2 separate regions of the Homo sapiens genome follow, and region 2 is linked to region 1. Evidence: read pairs that join two places in POLR2A ChIA-PET (ENCODE). Cell type or tissue: Caco-2. All regions are shown on one strand. Each heading gives the region's core, and the rest is flanking DNA. Links, peaks and the distances in the headings are about the cores only. Region 1 has its middle 11 kb from the start of LDHD. Region 2 overlaps CFDP1 (craniofacial development protein 1).

Region 1 (8,781 bases), core at 782-8,781:
TGTATATATATATATATATATATATATATATATATATATATATATATGTAGGAAAACATTCTTTTTTTTTGGAGAAAGAGTCTTCCTCTGTCACCCAGGCTGGAGTGCAGTGGTGCAGGGTTCAAGCAATTCTCCTGCCTCAGCCTCCCAAGTAGCTGGGACTACAGATGCATGCCACCATGTCTGGCTAATTTTTTGTATTTTAGTAGAGACAGAGTTTCACTATGTTGCCCAGGCTGGTCTCGAACTCCTGAGCTCAGGCAATCTGTCCACCTCAGCCTCCCAAAGTGCTGGGATTACAGGTGTGAGCCACCACACAGGCCAAAAACATTCTTTCTTAAAAAAAGTTGTGTCCCAGCCAGGTGTGGTGGCTCACACCTGTAATCCCAGCACTTTAGGAGGCCAAGGAGGATGCATCACAAGGTCAGGAAATCAAGACCATTCTGGCCGACACGGTGAAACCCTGTCTCTACTAAAAATACAAAAAAAAATTAGCTGGGCCTGATAGCACGCACCTGTAGTCCCAACTACTCGGGAGGCAGAGGGAGGAGAATCACTTGAACCCAGGAAGCAGAGGTTGCAGTAAGCCAAGATTGCGCCTCTGCACTCCAGCCTGGGTGACAAAGTGAGACTCCATCTCAAAAAAAGTAAAATACAAATAAAAAATAAGTGTGTCCTTTTGAAAAAGGTGAACAATTTTTGTCTAATTGAAAGTTTTTTTTTTTTGAGACAAGAGTCTTGCTCTGTTGCCCAGGCTGGAGTGCAGTGGTACAAAGCTCACTGCAACCTCTGCCTTCCAGGTTCAAGCGATTCTCCTGCCTCAGCCTCCCAAGTAGCTGGGATTACAGGCACCCACCACCACTCCTGGCTAATTCTGATATTTTTTAGTAGAGACAGGGTTTTGCCATGTTAGCCAGGCTGGTCTTGGACTCCTGACCTCAGGTGATCTGCCCTCCTCAGCCTCTTAAAGTGCTGGGATTACAGGCGTGAGCCACCACGCCCGGCTTCAAAGCTAATTTAAAGGTCATGTATAAAACAAGGTAAAAGGGGCCGGGCATGGTGGCTCACGCCTGTAATCCCAGCACTTTGGGAGGCTGAGGCGGGTGGATCATGAGGTCAGGAGATCGAGACCATCCTGGCTAACACGGTGAAACCCCATCTCTACTAAAAATACAAAAACAAAATTAGCTGGACGTGGCGGCAGGCGCCTGTAGTCCCATCTACTTGGGAGGCTGAGGCAGGAGAATGGCATGAACCTGGGAGGCGGAGCTTGCGGCGAGCTGAGATGGTGCCACTGCACTCCAGCCTGGGCAACAGAGCAAGACTCCATCTCAAAAAAAAAAAAAAAAGCAAGGTAAAAGGAACCAGGGAATAAAAGAGATGTAAAAAAAAGTTATAAAAATAAAGAGGTTTTTTTTTTTTTTTGGTAAGAAAGCTTAAAGAGAAATAATTTCATATGAGAAAGAATTTTGTATGATAAATTTAGTACTAAAGTAAAATGGCTGGTAGTTTAAGAAAGAGGAATGGGCTGGGCTCACTGGCTAAGGTCTGGAATCCCAACACTTTGGGAGGCCGAGGTGGGTGGATCAAAGGTCAGGAGTTTGAGACCAGCCTGGCCAACATGGTGAAACCCCATCTGTACTAAAAATACAAAAATTAGCCAGGCATGGTGGCACGCACCTGTAATCCCAGCTATTTGGGAGGCTGAGGCAGGAGAATTGCTTGCACCTAGGAAGCAGTGGTTACAGTGAGCTGAGGTCATGCCACTGCACTCCAGCTGGGACAACAGAGCAAGACTCTATCTCGAAAAAAATTTTTTTTTAATTAAAATTATCACATCCTTCTATCTGCCTGTATGTACTTTTGTTTGTTTGTTTGTTGTTTTGTGACGGAGTTTGGCTCTTGTCGCCCAGGCTGGTGTGCAATGGCACAATCTCAGCTCACTGCAGACTCCACCTCCTAGGTTCAAGAGATTTCTCCTGCCTCACCCACCCAGGTAACTAGGATTACAGGCATGCACCACCACACCTGGCTAATTTTGTATTTTTTTAGTAGAGACAGGGTTTCACCATGTTTGTCAGACTGGTCTTGAACACCTGACCTCAAGTGATCACCCACCTGGGCCTTCCAAAGTGCTGGGATTACAGGCCTGAGCCACCGTGCCCAGCTGGAAGTTGTATTTTATGATCAAGATGAAAATTTTATAAATTGTTTATAAAATTTTGGAAAACAAATTTAATTGGCTTCATGTTGTTTTTACTAGGGCTTATCATTTAAATCTCTTCTCTTAAAGAATGAAGGTTTTCAGGCCGGGTGCGGTGGCTCATGACTGTAAGCCCAGCACTTTGGCAGGCCGAGGAGGGCAGATCACCTGAAGTTAGGAGTTCAGGACCAGCCTGGCTAACATGGTGAAACCCCATCTCTACCAAAATACAAAAATTAGCCAGGCATGATGGCAGGTGCCTGTAATCCCAGTTACTCAGGAGGCTGAGGCAAGGAGAATCGCTTGAATCTGGGAGGCAGAGGTTGCAGTGAGCAGTGAGCTGAGATCAACCCCCTGAACTCCAGCCTGGGCAACAGAGCAAAACTCCATCTCAAAAAAAAAAAAAAAAAAGAATGAAGGTTTTCACTGTATTTTTTAAATCCTTGAGTTATCACTTTGGTTAAATGAATTCTTCTTTTAATTAATTAACTAATTTATTTATTTACTTTTGTGAGACAGAGTCTTGCTGTGTCGCCAGGCTGGAGTGCAGTGGCACGATCTCGGTTCACTGCAACCCCCGCCTCCCAGGTTCAAGCGATTCTCCTGCCTCAGCCTCCCAAGTAGCTGGGACTACAGGCGTGCATCACCATGCCCAGGTAATTTTTTTATTTTTAGTAGAGACAGGTTTTCACCATGTTGGCCAGGATGACCTCAATCTCTTGACCTCATGATCTGCCCACCTCAGCCTTGCAAAGTCCACCCGCCTCGACAGAGTCTTGTTCTGTCACCCAGGCTGGAGTGCAATTGTGCAATCTTGGCTTACTACAACCTCTGCCTCCCAGGTTCAAGTGATTCTCCTGCCTCAGCCTCCTGGGTGGCTAGGATTACAGGCATGCGCCACTACACCAGGCTAATTTTTGTATTTTTAGTAGAGATGGGGTTTCACCATGTTGGCCTGCTGGTCTCAAAATCCTGACCTCAGGTGATCCACCCACCTTGGCCTCCTTAAATGCTGGGGTTACAGGCATGAGCCAGCACGCCCAGCCAGTTAAATGAATTATTTTGCAATGACTTGTAATCCTATTTTGTAATATCAAGTGTTTTATACCTTTGATATTTGACAAACTTTCCAAGATAAAATTATAAATTATGTTTTTTTCTGACCTAACTAGTCTTTTAAAATGTTATTAATAGGTTCTCTAAAATCCAAAAATGACATATTTGGCTTATTTGGTCTAAAAATTATACAGGAAGCATTGTCAAATATAAAATGGTGTTTGGTTTTCTTTGGGCTGTATTCCTATAAATATGTTATTGGTATGTGTCCCAAAATTATGAGAAACTCCTATAATTCTGATCTGACTTAATGTACATTATCAGTAATAACCATAATTGTTATGTTAAATTATTGTGTGCTGCAGAAGTAACAAATTTCCTTGCCAATTGTATCTTTGACTATGGCTGCTCTAAAACTTTTTGTCATTCACGGATAATCGTCTTGTTTTGGTCCTCTTTGGTTTTACAATCAGCTATAAAACTGATTTTATAAAAGGTAGTTTTATAATCAGCTGTAAAACTCTAAAACTCTAACAGGTGCTCTTTTTTTGGGCAGGGAAAGAGTCTCCCTCTGTTGCTCAGGCTGGAGTGCAGTGGCATGATCTCAGCTCACTGCAACCTCTGCCTCCTGGGCTCAAGTGATTCTTAACTCCGGCCTGGGCGACAGAGCAAGACTCTGTCTCAGAAAAAAAGCATGAGCATGAAGAGGGAAGCATGAGGAGATCAGTCTCCCAAGTAGCTGGGACTGCAGGCATGTACCACCACGCCTGGCTAATTTTTGTATGTTTAGTAGAGATGGGGTTTCGCCATGTTGGCCAGGCTGGTCTTGAACTCCTGGCCTCAAGAGATCCGCTGGCCTCAGCCTCCCAAAGTGCTGAAATTATAGGCATGAGTCACTGTGTCTGGCCTAACAGGTGCTCTTGAATGCAGGTTTCTGATAACTTTGGAGATTGTGACATCAGCATAAAGGAAAAACTTTCAGGATTCAGGGAGGGCTGAAATGTTCATGAATATCAAGCAGAACAGGAATTAACTGCATGGACTAAACTAATAGAAGTCTGAAGTAATCTTTTTAACTTTTTGCTTAAAACATTGCTGATCTTTGTTTTGCTTTTCAGAGTCAAGAAAACTTTTAAGCTATTTACAACTTTTAACAATTGAGTTAAGTATACTCAAGAACAAAATTCAGAGCATATTTGTTTCTCTCTACCTGATTTCTACAGATTTTGGAAACTATTTGTGAGTATTCCTAACTTATGACAATACAGTTATTTGCATAAGTGCAAAAAGAATCTGTTTTCATTTGTAACAGGACACCATTGGAGAAACTAGTTATTTTTACCAAGACTTTGACCAGAACGGTGTGCTTTCCTTTAAGGAATCAAACTTCACTTATGGAGCCAATAAAAGCCCCTTGAAAAACTGGCCTCATACCTTTGTCTACACAGTCCCTGTAAAGGGTTCCTGACCTGTGGTAAGTAAAGAATGTCACTGTGGGGCCCAGGAGCCCCACGTTTATCTTGGAACCTCAAGAGGAGAAGAATTTACCCAACTCATCAGTATTTGATGGTACAAATTCATGGCTGGGCTCGGCTTTAAAAAAAGTCTTATCTGAGATTCCTTCTCTGGGACAACGTTCCATCAAAACCAGTTTAAAAGCCTGTGTAAACATTAATTATTTTTGCTGTAGTGTATACAAATAATTAGGCCAAGTACAATAAAGCAAACCAGTCCTACCATGATTTGTCTTTAGTAAAAATAGGAAACTAGAGAGAGGAAAATTATGTTTCCAAAACTATAGTAACACTCATTGTTAGATTCTAGTCTTGTCTAATATTTTTCAATTCTTATTATTATCTACAGTTTGAACCAAATTCTAATTTTTCTTGGCAACGTGTCTTCAAAATAATGTTTTCAAATTTTTCCTTCTTTTTTTCCCCATTTTGCCTAATCTGGAGTCACTGAAAACTAAGCTGTGTTTTCATAAAGCCCTGTGAACTGAAGCTGGACAACTTAAACTTCAGAAGAAAATAACAGCAACCTATTTATATTTATATACATAAGCCACTTTTTTTGTTGTTTGTTTATTTTTGAGACAGAGTTTTGCTCTTTGTGTTGCCCAGGCTGGAGTGCAATGGCACAATCTTGGCTCATTGCAACCTCCGCCTCCGGGGTTCAAGCTATTCTCCTGCCTCAGCCTCCCAAGTAGCTGGGATTACAGGAGTGCACCACCACGCCTGGCTAATTTTGTATTTTTAGTAGAGACGGGGTTTCTCCATGTTGGTCAGGCTGGTCTCAAACTCCCGACCTCAGGTGATCCGCCTGCCTCAGCCTCCCAAAGTGCTGGGATTACAGATGTGAGCCACCGCGCCGGGCCAGCCACTTTCGTATCTGTCTACTGATGTATGGACTTCGGAGTAATGTGGCCTATATCAATTTTTCAGGATTGTTCTTTTGTTTGTTGTTGTTCTCCTTTCCTCCCCCTATTTTCTCTTCAGAGGACGTGAGACTTCACAACCTTCTAAAAATGAGCTTTCCTAGCAACTAGGGACTTACCTGTCTAGGAATAAACCATCCTAGCCATGAGAGATCAGATGAAACCTGAGATCAGAGACTGATTTTCTTCTAAAATGCTTTCTCTAAAAGATTTTTAAAAAGAAAAAGGGGGAATGTGAAGGAAAATATCTTGAGTCTTCAAAATCACTAAGCTAAAGGGAAAAGTCAAGCTGGGAACTGCTTAGGGCAAACCTGCCTCCCATTCTATTCAAAGTCACCCCTCTGCTCACTGAGATAAATGCGTATCCTTTTGCCTGTCTTGGAGAGGCTAATAAGAACCTCAAAAGAATGCAACCATTGGTCTCTTATCTACCTATGACCTGGAAAACCTTCCCCACTTCTAGTTGTCCCGCCTCTCCAGACAGAACCAATGTTCATCTGACATATGTTGATTGATGTCTCATGTTTCCCTAAAATGTAAAAAAACAAACTGTGCTGTGATCACCTTGGGCACATGTCACCAAGACCTCCTGAGGCTGTGTCATGGGCATGTGTCCTCAACCTTGGCAAAATAAACTTTCTAAATTAACTGAGATCTGCCTCAGATTTTTGGGGTTCACAGAGGCATAAGGCAGAAGGAGAGACCAAGGCAAGTTTTAGAGCAGGAGTGAAATTTTATTTAAAAAGCTTTAGAGTGGGAACAAAAGGAAGGAAAGTACACTTGGAAGAGGGCCAAGAGGGCAACTTGAAAGACAAGTGTGTGGTTTGACCTTTTGACTTGTGGTTTTTTTGTTTTTTGTTTTTTTTCAGACAGAGTCCACTCTGTCGCCCAAGCTGGAGTGCAGTGGCGCAAGCTCGGCTCACTGCAACCTCCACCTCCTGGGTTCAAGTAATTCTCCTGCCTCAGCCTCTCCAGTAGCTAGCTGGGATTACAGGTATGCACTACCACACCTGGCTAAGTTTTGTATTTTTAGTAGAGATGGGGTTTCACCATGTTGGCCCGACTGGTCTCAAACTCCTGACTTCCAGTGATCCGCCTGCCTCAGCCTCCCAAAATGCTGGGATTACAGACATGAGCCACCATGTCCAGCCTGACTTGGAGTTTTATATGGTGGCACGCTTCTGGGGGTCTTGCAGCCCTTCTCCCCTGATTCTTTTTTTGAGGTGGGTTGTCCACATGGTCAGTGGCCTGCTAGCGCTTGGGAGGGAAACGTGCAATTTGTTGACTGGCCTTGTACGCATGCTGACTTGAGGCTTTCTTCCCTTACCAGCTGAATGTTCCTAGAAGGTCATATATCTCTTAAACTCCATCATTTTGCTTCTTAGTACGCATGCTCAAGCTCAGTCACCCAACTCCTGAGATCTTATTGGGAAGCTGATCATCCGTTTCAGGTTTTTGTATCTATTGGGAAACTGCCTTTCCCTGGAGCAGGCTGCCACCAACTGTTATTTTAGAGAAACAGTGTAACTGCCTGACCATCACCTGAGGGTGGCCTGACTTTCCTGTTGGGTGGAGGGGGAGCCTTCTCTTGCCCTGTTCATGCCTGCCTAGCTACCTACCGTAATACTCACATGAGTAAATCCCTTCAAGTATTTTACAGTTTGATTCTTTTTTTTTTTTTGGTTGACAAAACTGAGGGATAAAGACCATTCCACGGCCTAAAACGCTTCAGTGGCTTCCTGTGGCCCCTCAAACAAATGCAAAGCCCTTGCAGTGGCCTTAAAAATCCTGCTGTGCCCTGCTGACCTCCCCACAGATCTGGCACCTTTTAGGGCCTGATATCCATTTATCATCTTTCCTATATCCCGCTTCCTCCCAACCTCCTCATTGACCTCCTAAGATCCAGCTTTCCTTTCTGTCCCTGTGGGCCTCAAGCTCTAGCCAGGCTTGCTCTTGACACACGCTGTGCCCTCGGTCTGGCATATTCTCCAGGCTTTCCACCTGGCCAGTTCTTCCTCACCCTGCAAGTCTAGGTATCAGTGTCCCACTTAGAGTGGGCCACCCTCAGGAGCATGAGGAGGGAAGCTCAGGGAGGGCTTTCAGGATGGGATGGGGTTGGGCAGTGGGGCAAGCCAGGGAGGCTTCCCGGAAGAGGAAATTTGAGGATGAGCAGCAGTTTTCCAGGTAGGTGAAAGAAAAGACTTCACAACTCTTTCATATTCACCCTCCCCGGGGCAGAGCTCAGGACCATCCTGGAGTGATGCGGCTGCTGTTCTTGAAGCTAATTCCTAGCTCGTTTTCCTCCCACAGCAAATGAGAAGCATCACGTTGCTAACATCACCAAAACAACGATCTACCTACCCTCGTTTTTCTTCCCATCAAATCGGGAGTGCACACTCCCCTCTCATCCTAGCTGGGTACACACTCCCCTCTCATCCTAGCTGGGTCCTTCACCCCTGCCATATTTGAATGAGTTTATATGTCCACCTCGGTTCGTTGCTTACCTGGATTGTCTCAAAAAATGTCTATCTTGTCCAGGCACAGCGGCTCACGCCTGTAATCCCAGCACTTTGGGAGGCCGAAGTGGGTGGGTCACCTGAGGTCAGGAGTTCGAGACCAGCCTGGCCAACATGATACAACCCTGTCTCTACTAAAAATACAAAAAACTAGCCGTGTGCAGGGGCAGACACCTGTAATCTCAGCTACTTGGGAGGCTGAGGTGGGAGGATCGCTTGAACCCAGGAGGTGGAGGTTACAGTGAGCCAAGATCACACCACTGTACTCCAGCCGGGACGACAGAGTGACAGAGATTCCATCTCAAAAAAAAAAAAGAAAATGTCTGTTTTACAGTTGGTTAGTTCAAATCAAGTTTGGTTGATGCGTCTCATAAATCTTTTTATCTGCAAGTTTCCCCCTTCCTTTTTTCATGGCATGTATTTGTTAAAGAAACTGGGTAAGCCAGGCATGGTGGCTCACACTTGTCATCCCAGCGCTTTGGGAAGCCAAGGCGGGGAGATCACTTGAGGTCAGAAGTTTGAGACCAGCCTGGGCAACATAGCGAAACCCCATCTCTACCAAAGATATA
Region 2 (9,593 bases), core at 804-8,803, 270 kb after region 1:
TACACCTCAACTGGCTGCTGGTCCAAGATGGCAGAAAGACACATGCTGTAGACCTGAACCCAACAAACAAGCAGCTTGGAGCTTAGCTGAGCCGAGTCTAAATCACTCAATCTCAGATACTCAGAGGCAAAAGGCAACAAGTAAATGCTTATCATTGTACATCACTGAGTTTTGGAATGGTGTGCTACACAGCACTACTGTAGCAAGAGCTGACTGACACATTTACATTTTGTGAGTAAGAAAACTGAAATATAAGGTTGCGTTACTTATTCAAGGCTATCCTGAGATTAAGCAGCAATGCTATAGAGAACCCTATAGCAGACAGGATATTCCAAAGATGGTTGCCACAAATTTCCCATCCCCACATGCTCTTCCAGAACCCTGATACTACCCCAGTTAGAGGGGGAGTCTGTGTCATCACCCCTTGAAAGTGAATGGGCCTTCATGGCTGTCTCAACTCAAAGAGTTCTGTGGAAGTGGCACAACATGACTTCCACAGGCTAGCAAATAAAAGATAATACAGCTTCCACCTGGCATGCTTCCACCTGGCATGCTCTGTCTGTCTGTCTGTCCCTGTGTCTGTCTCTCTCAAGAATGCACCTTTGAAACTCCAAGTTACCACAAAAGAAGTCTGGCTACTCTGCAGCCACTATGTTGGAGAGATCATATGGGAAGATCACACAGAAACAGACGTCTGAGAAGCCTGTACCAACCCCTGGGTGTTTGAGCCTTCCCAGCTCTGGCATCAGACGTGGGAGTAAGAAAACCTGTGAAGGCTGGGCGTGGTGGTCATGCCTGTAATCCCAGCACTTTGGGAGGCTGAGGCGGGCAGATCACGAGGTCAGGAGATTGAGACCACCCTGGCTAACACGGTGAAACCCCGTCTCTACTAAAAAATACAAAAAAAATTAGCCAGGCATGGTGGCGGGCGCCTGTAGTCCCAGCTACTCGGGAGGCTGAGGCAGGAGAATAGTGGGAACCCGGGAGGTGGAGCTTGCAGTGAGCCGAAATCATGCCACTGCACTTCAGCCTGGGAGACAGAGCGAGACTCCGTCTCAAAAAAAAAAAAAAAAAAAAAAAGAAAACCTGTGAAGTGGTTCCACACTTAGCCACTGTCTGATTACAACTGTACAAGAGACCCTGAGTAAGAACTGCCTAGCTGAGCCCAGCCACCCCTGGAACCAAGAGAAATTATAATAAAACAATTATTTTTTAAAGCCACTAAATTTTGAGGTGCTTTCTTACACTGTTGTAAAAATAACCAAAATAAACCCACATCCAAATCTCAGGCTTAATGCAGGGTTCTGGAGTACTAAACTAGAAAGGGTACCTTTAAATTTCCTTGCTCTGGGTAGAATCTGGGGCAGACCAGCTAATGAAGAACAAGTAGAAACTGCCACTTACATATAGTAATCTGAACACATGCTTTATTCCAGTCCTGCCAAAACCCTACTAAATAGTGGCAAATAAATTTAAAAAGATGAAACTACACAAGGATAATGAGAAGAAGTATAACAGAAAAGGGATGCCAACAGAATTTTCTTCTTCTTTTTTTTTGTTTTAAAGACAGAGTCTCACCATGTTGCCTGGGCTGGATTCAAACTCCTGGGCTCAAGTGGTCCTCCTGCCTTGGCCTCCCAGTGCTGGGATTACAGGCATGAGCCACTGCGCCCAGCCCAAATTTTCTGACAGTAGAAAGCAGCCAGGTGCAGTAGCTCGGGCCTGTAATTCCAGCACTTTGGGAGGCCAAGGGCGGGAGGATTACTTGAGCCCTGGGCAACATGGCAAGACCCTAACTCTACAAAAAATTTTTTAAAATCGGCTGGGCGTGGTGGCTCACGCCTGTAACCCCAGCATTTTGGGAGGCCAAGGCAGGCGGATCACCTGAGGTTGGGAGTTCGAGACCAGCCTGATCAACATGGAGAAACCCCATCTCTATCAAAAATACAAAATTAGCCAGTGGTGGTGGCACATGCCTGTAATCCCAGCTGCTTGGGAGGCTGAGGCAGCAGAATCGCTTGAACCCAGGAGGTGGAGGTTGCGGTGAGCCGAGATCGTGCCATTGCACTCCAGCCTGGGCAACAAGAGCAAAACTCCATCTCAAAAAAAAAAAAAAAAAAAGGAAAAAAAAAATCAGCCAGGCATCATGGCGTGCACCTGTAGTCCTAGATGCTTGGGAGGCTGAAGCAGAAGGATCGCTTGAAGCCAGGAGTTCAAGGTTACAGTGAGCTATTATCGTGGAACTATACAGCCTAGGCAACAGAGTGAGACCCTGTCTCAAAACAAAAAACAAAACAAAACAAAAAAGAAGGTAGAAAGCAAGTAGACAAGTAATAACTGGCTTTGGTTTTTGTTTTCTCTGATCTCCTAAGCCTACAGCCATGTGGAATGGCCAAAAACAGGCAAGCCAATGTGTACTAAAGTACCCTAGAAAGGCTCATTAAATTGAGACACCAGGAACCTTTCGAGGTAGAGGAAAGGAATAGGGCTAAAACCAGTTGGAATTATCCATCAGGAGCAGCTAGGCCCCAGATCCCCTTCAGCAGCACCTCATACCACAGGCTACTGCTCTACCCCATCCCCAATCCAGCAGAACCCATTACTCTGGAGAAATGAAAACCACGGAAGTTCCAGACTCAAAAGGCATGGCTGAAGTCCATTCTGAGAAAAGAGGAATTATATGAAAATCTATGTATTCATTCTTCCTTTGCCAGAGCAACCCTGAAGCCTAGGTGTTCTGTACAACTGAGTTACAAGATGGAGTGCTACGAAACTCATATTGGACTTTATACCAGTAAGAAATAATGTACTGTATTATGCTACTGAGTTGCTGAGTTTGTTACCTCAGCCTAGACTGCCCTGGCCTGTCATATCAATTCTACTAATATGAATCTCATAAAAACAGAAAATAGGGGGAAGTTGTCAACAATAACAGAAAATGTCCTAGAAGTGAAGGATAGGCTTCCATAAAAAAGAGCCACAGAACACTGGATGCAGCTAATTTAAAAGCATCCAGCTTGACACAGTGGCTCACACCTGTAATCCCAGCACTTTGGGAGGCCGAGGTGGGCAGATAGTGAGGTCAGGAGTTCCAGACCAGCCTGGCAACATGGTGAAACCCTGTCTCTATTAAGAAATACAAAAATTGGCTGGGCGCAGTGGCTCACGCATGTAATCCCAGCACTTTGGGAGGCCGAGGTGGGTGGATCATGAGGTCAGGAAATCAAGACCATGCTGGCTAATACAGTGAAACCCCGTCTCTACTAAAAATACAAAATATTAGCCAGGCTTGGTGGCGAGCGCCTGTAGTCCCTGCTACTCGGGAGGCTGAGGCAGGAGAATGGCGTGAACCAGGGAGATGGAGCTTGCAGTGAGCCAAGATTGCACCACTGCACTCCACCCTGGGCAACAAAGTTAAGACTCCGTCTCAAAAAAAAAAAAAAAAAAAAAATTAGCTGGGCGTGGTAGCAGGTGCCTGTAATCCCAGCTGCTTGGGAGACTGAGCCAGGAGATTCGTTTGAACCCAGGAGGCAGAGGTTTCAGTGAGCTGAGATAGCGCCACTACACTCCAGTCTGGGCGACAAGGTGCGACTCCGTCTCAGAAAAATAAAAAAAAGATTCACATCAAGGCAAATCACTGTGAAGTTTCAGAATGCTGGTGATAGAGAAGATGAAATCAAATGGCCTAAGTGATAGCTTAAGGAAAAGTAGCCTCTAGGTAATGCATGTTTGGTTTTGTTTTTTACTACCTTCATGGAAATGACAAGCCTGGAAAGAGTCACCTGAGACAATTAGGTCAACATTTGCTGAAAAGCAACCTAGATCCAAGCACTGTTAGATGTTGAACATATAAAAAAAAATATGGCATGGCCTTTGCTCTTAAGGAGCTCACAGTTCAGCAGAACAGCCAACCATGAAAGCAAGTCATTGTAATACATGATATATAGTAAGTGGCATAAAAGCAGCATGGAAAAAGTATAAACTGTGGGAGTATCTCTCAAAATTTCTTAGTGCCAAAGTCCTATCTATATTCACTAGGAAACACTGGTATATTTATCTCAGGAACTTTAGTAATTGACACCAAGTAATATTACAGATTACTCTTCATTGACAGTATGCCTAGAACAACTCCACTTTTAACAAGCAATAAGGGATTCAAGTATCAAAATATCTTCAAGCAGGAGAACAGTTAAATTATAGACCACCTCTAACGCACAAGAGGGAACTCTGACAGGAAAAGGCCTATTATTAGTAATAGTTAATTCAAGTGTTCTCAACAGAAATTCCATTTTAACTTTATTTTCACTTGCTCAGAACTTCCTGAAAGTCTTTAATTGGGCAGAAACTTTCCATGACTGGCTTTTTCCAAAAGGTGAATCATTTAGGAAAGTCTGAGCTAACTGGCTCAGCTGGTTATGTGATAGGGCAGAATACAAAATACTATATTCCCCCATTCCCCTAGGTTAATAAGCTAAACATTTTTCAAGTAGGGACAAAAACAAAATGAAATGATCAAAGCCCAAAATTTAACATTAAAATACAGTTAGAAAACTGAAGACTAACTTTGTGCTAACACTACCTTACACTTAGACCTACAAATTCCTTCCTGTCATCACCAGCTCTTCTCACATTTCTTGAAGATGTAGTAATGCTCTTAACTTGATACAGAGAGAAAAAGGAGAATAATGACATGAAGAAATTAAAAGATATGCTCAAATCCATACAACAAATTTGTATCTGTTATCAATGAAAATTCAGATCTCGTAAGTCCCCTTATGAGAATTCCTTATAATGCCTAAATTTAAGTATAAATAAATTAAGTTTAAAAAAATCCTGTCAACATGCCCACTATTAACAGGGTTTTTGTTTTCTTTAGGGGAAGGGAGTTACAGAACTTTCACTTTTCATGTTATATATATTATATATCTCTGTAACATGATTTTTAAAGTAATAAGCATGTATCATTTTGAAATATAAAATGTATGTGACAGTATGTAATTCATATGAAAAAAGGGCTTCCATACTCATTTCTTTGTTTTGTTTTTTATAGACATGGTGCTGCCCTCTTCTGACAAATTGAGAAAACAGCAGACGCCCTGAATACCCATCAAGGACATTTAAAATTACCATCCACTTGTTTTCAAAAATGAAATAGGAAATTTGCAGCACACAACTATAATAGTATTTACTAACAAGTCCACAACACTTAATTTGACCGAAAATTTATGACTTTTTTTGAGACAGGGTCTCACTCTGTCACCCAGGCTGGAGTTCAGTGGCACGATCTCAGCACACAGCAACCTCTGCCTCCTGGTCTCAAGGGACACTCCTACTTCAGCCTCCTGAGTAGCTGGGACTACAGACACACACCACAATGACTGGCTAATTTTTATATTTTTTGTAGAAATGGAGTTTCTCCATGTTGCCCAGGCTGGTCTTCAACTCCAGTACTCAAGCAGTCCTCCTGCCTCAGCCTCCCAAAGTGCCGGGATTACAGGCATGTGCCACTGCGCCTGGCCTAATGACTTCTTACAGCAACAGTTATTTACCAGCTTTTTGTACACTCTATGTGAGGGCCACTAGTGAAGTTATAAATAAATCTTTCTTAGTCTGCATAACACATAGAAAATAATTCAAGCCAAAAAAGACTTCAAAAAACTTTTAAACCTATATTCCTAACGGTACATTAACATACTTTCTATATTATTTTTATAGGACTTTCAAACTATTAAAAGTTTATACTGTCAGCGTTCTGCTGGTCCCCTACTGGATGTACAACTCAACAGCTTCCAGAATAATTTCAGGCAGTAAAATATATTACTAATTCATATCATCAATAATTATTTATGGGGCCAGGCATGGTGGCTCACACCTGTAATCCCAGCACTTTGGGAGGCCGAAGTGGGCGTATCATTTGAGGTCAGGAGTTGGAGACCAGCCTGGCCAACATGATGAAACCCTGTCTTTACTAAAAATAAAAAACTTGGCCGGGTGCAGTGGCAGGTGCCTGTAATCCCAGCTACTCGGGAGGCTAAGGCAGGAGAATCGCTTGAACCCAGGAGGCGGAGGTTGCAGTGAGCTGAGATCGCACCACTGCACTCCAGCCTGGGCAACAGAGTAAGACCGTGTCTCAAAATAATAATAGTAATTATTATTATTATTTATGGAACCCGAAAACAACTAATTACCAAGGAAAAGGTTGCCTTACAATGAAGAATTCTGGAAGGTACTGTCATTTTTCTTTTTTTTTTTTTGAGACGGAGTCTTGCTCTGTTGCCCAGGCTGGAGTGCAGTGGCACGATCTCGGCTCACTGCAAGCTCCGCCTCCCGGGTTCACGCCATTGTCCTGCCTCAGCCTCCTACAGGCACCCGCCACTGCACCCAGCTAATTTTTTGTATTTTTAGTAGAGAACGGGTTTCACCGTGTTAGCCAGGATGGTCTCGATCTCCTGACCCCATGATCCGCCTGCCTCGGCCTCCCAAAGTGCTGGGAATACAGGCATGAGCCACCGCGCCCGGCCGCAAAGGTACTGTCTTAAGATACTGGTGGCCTAACTTATCCCCATCAATGCTGAGTCTCTTGATGGATGAGAAGCACCATCAATGTAGTATTTTTGTCTAACATAATTAATGTGAAGCTCATCATAAACAATGCAGCAATCCAAATTGAGGGACATTATGCAATACAAATGGCCTGGACTCTTAAAAAAAAAAAAGCTTAAAACCAATGCTGTGAAATACAGAAAAGGCATGAAAAACAGTTCTAAGTACAAGGAGTTTAAAAAGACCAAATGCAAAATCAACAGCAACAACAAAAGACCAATTATGGTTTTCATCTTAGATTGGATCTTAGAGGTGGCTCCATAGCACAACGGATAGCGCGCTGGACTTCTAGACTGGATTTTAGATTGAACAAGAAATACAGCTATAAAGTACATTATTGGGATAACTGGGGAAAAACTGAATGGAATCATTTGTATATAGTGCTATTCAAGTTTTGACTGCAAAACTACCTGTTATTGGTCCAAGATGAGATGGGCACAGAAATTGTGAGTATTTAGAAACTTGTTCAGCAATTTGACAATGTCACAATACTCAAGACATGAGCAGTGGGCCCTTCCATTAAACAGAGTATAAATTCAGTTAGGCCAGATTTGCAAGGTGAGTCACATGTGATATGAATTATCAGTCACACGCAGTAGGACATTACAATGTGTGTGATACTTCAGAATTATCTTGTCAACTAAAGCCCAAAAATGTAATAAAATGTAAGCATTTATTTTTATAACTTATTTTTACAATCATTTTAATTGTTACTCAATTGTAATTTTTAAAATTTATACAGGTGCCAGGCATGATGACTCATGTCTGTAATCCCAACACTTTGGGAGGCCAAGCAGGCAGATGCTTGAGCCCAGGAGTTTGACACCAGGCTGGATAAACCCATCTATACAAAAAACACAAGAGGCCTGGTGTGGTGGCTCATGCCTGTAATCCTAGCACTTTGGGAGGCTGAGGCGGGCAGATCATATGAGGTCAGGAGTTCCAGACCAGCCTGACCAACAAGGTGAAACCTCGTCTCTACTAAAAATACAAAAAAAATTTAGCCAGGCATGGTGGTGCGTGCCTGTAGTCCAGCTACTCAGGAAGCTGAGGCAGGAGAACTGCTTGAACCAAGGAGGTAAAGTTGCAGTGAGCTGAGATTGTGTCATTGCACTCCAGCCTGGGTGACAGAGTGAGACTCCATCTCAAAAAAAAAAAAAAAACAAATGAGCCAGGCGTGGTGGTATGCACCTGCAGTCCTAGCTGCTAAGGAGGCTGAGGTGAGAGGACTGCCTGAGCCCAGGAGGCAGGGACTGCAGTGAGCCAAGACTGCGCCACTGCACTCCAGCCTGGGTGACAGAGCAAAACCCCGTCTCCAAAAAAAAAAAGAAAAAAGAAAAAAAAAATTTATGTAGATGGTCAGACATGGTGGCTCACACCTGTAATCCCAGCACTTTGGGAGGCCAAAGCAGGAGGATCACTTGAGGACAAGAGGTCAGGACCACCTTGGGCAACACAGCAAGACCCCATCTCTACAAAAAAATAAAATAGGCCAGGTGCAGTGGCTCATACCTGTAATCCCAACACTTTGGGAGGCTAAGGCAGGAGGATCACTTGAGCCCAGGAGTTCAAGACCAGCCTAAGCAACATAGGGAGACCTCGTCTCTAAAAAAATAAAAACGAATTAGCTAGGCATGGGTGACCAATGCCTATATTCCCAGGTATCAGGGAGGCTGAGGTGAAAGGATTTCTTCAGCCTGGGAGATCATGGCTGTAGTGGGCCATGAGGGAGCCACTACACTCCAGCCTGGGCAACAGAGTGAGACCCTGTCTCAAAAAAATTAAATAAATAAAATATTAAAAATAAACAAACAAATAGGCAGGGTGCGGTGGCTCATACCTGTAATCCCAGCACTTTGGGAGGCCAAGGTGGGTGGGTCATGAGGTCACAAGTTCAATATCAGCCCAGCCAACATGGTGAAACCCCATCTCTACTCAAAATATAAAAAATAGCTGGGCGTGGTGGCACGCACCTGTAATCCCAGCTACTCGGGAGGCTGAGGCAGGAGAATGGTCTGAACCCCGGAGGCATAGGTTGTGATGAGCCGAGATTGCGCCACTGCACTCCAGGCTGGGTTGATAGAGCGAGACTCCAACTCAAAAAATAAAAATAAATAAAATAAATAAAAATAAACAAATAGGCCAGGCATGGTAACTCATGCCTGTAATCCCAGCACTTTGGGAGGCCGAGGCGGGAGCATCACTTGAGGTCAGGAGTTTGAAATCAGCCTGGTCAACATGGTGACCATCTCTACTAAAAATACAAAAATTAGCCAGGCGTGGTGGCAGATGCCTGTAATCCCAACTACTCGAGAGACTGAGGCAGGAGAATCGCCTGAACCTGGGAGGCGGAGGTTGCAGTGAGCTGAGATCACGCCACTGTACTCCAGCTTGGGTGACAGAGACTCCATCTCAAATAAACAAATAAACAAGCAAACAAATAAATGAAATAAAATAATTAGCTAGGTGTGGTGATGTTCACTTGGGAGGCTGTGGTGGGAGGCTGACGTGGGAGGATCACTTGAGCCCATGAGTTCAAGGTTACAGTAATCAATGATTGCACAACCACACTCCAACCCGAGTGACAGAGTGAGTTAGCTCCTGTCTCTCAAAAACAAAAAATAATCCTAGTACTTCCAGGCAAGAAAGCAATTTAACATGTTTTTCAGTAGCAAATAAATTATAAGGGTAAAAATGCAAGTTAGAAACCTAGAAAAATAGTGTTTCTACAAATTAACACATTTCATAGAATGTTTTGAATTGTATTTTCTATTAAAAAAATATTCACACATGGCTGGGTGTGGTGGCTCATACTTGTAATCCCAGCACTTTGGTGGGCCAAGGCAGCAGGATCACTTGAGTCCAGGAGGTTCAAGAGCAGCCTGGGCAACACAGTGAGATGACATTGCTACAAAAAAATTTTAAAAGTTAGATGGGCAAGGTGGCATATGCCTGTAGCTCCAGTTACTCAGGAGGCTGAGGTCGGGGGA

The links. ChIA-PET counts read pairs that join two places held together with the same protein. Peaks named below come from ENCODE experiments on the same cell type or tissue, not always from the same donor. Only the 100,000 strongest peaks of a DNase experiment are listed, where the experiment ranks them.
Region 2: POLR2A ChIA-PET joins it to region 1 with 6 read pairs; 3 of 35 experiments call an interaction of 5 or more read pairs at or near these places.

The regions. Positions count from the first base shown.
Region 1 is chr16:75,123,454-75,132,234 of GRCh38, forward strand. It overlaps a transcript of ZFP1 not described here. Among named protein-coding and RNA genes, the nearest start is that of LDHD, 11 kb to the left of the region's middle. In Caco-2, for the core only: no CTCF peak of the experiment used is centred there; DNase peaks (open chromatin) are centred at 4,128, 4,768, 6,168 and 7,218.
Region 2 is chr16:75,398,000-75,407,592 of GRCh38, forward strand. All of the region lies in intron 4 of CFDP1 (craniofacial development protein 1), which reads right to left. Among named protein-coding and RNA genes, the nearest start is that of CFDP1, 31 kb to the right of the region's middle. In Caco-2, for the core only: CTCF peaks have their summits at 5,052 (motif pointing left) and 5,258; no DNase peak of the experiment used is centred there.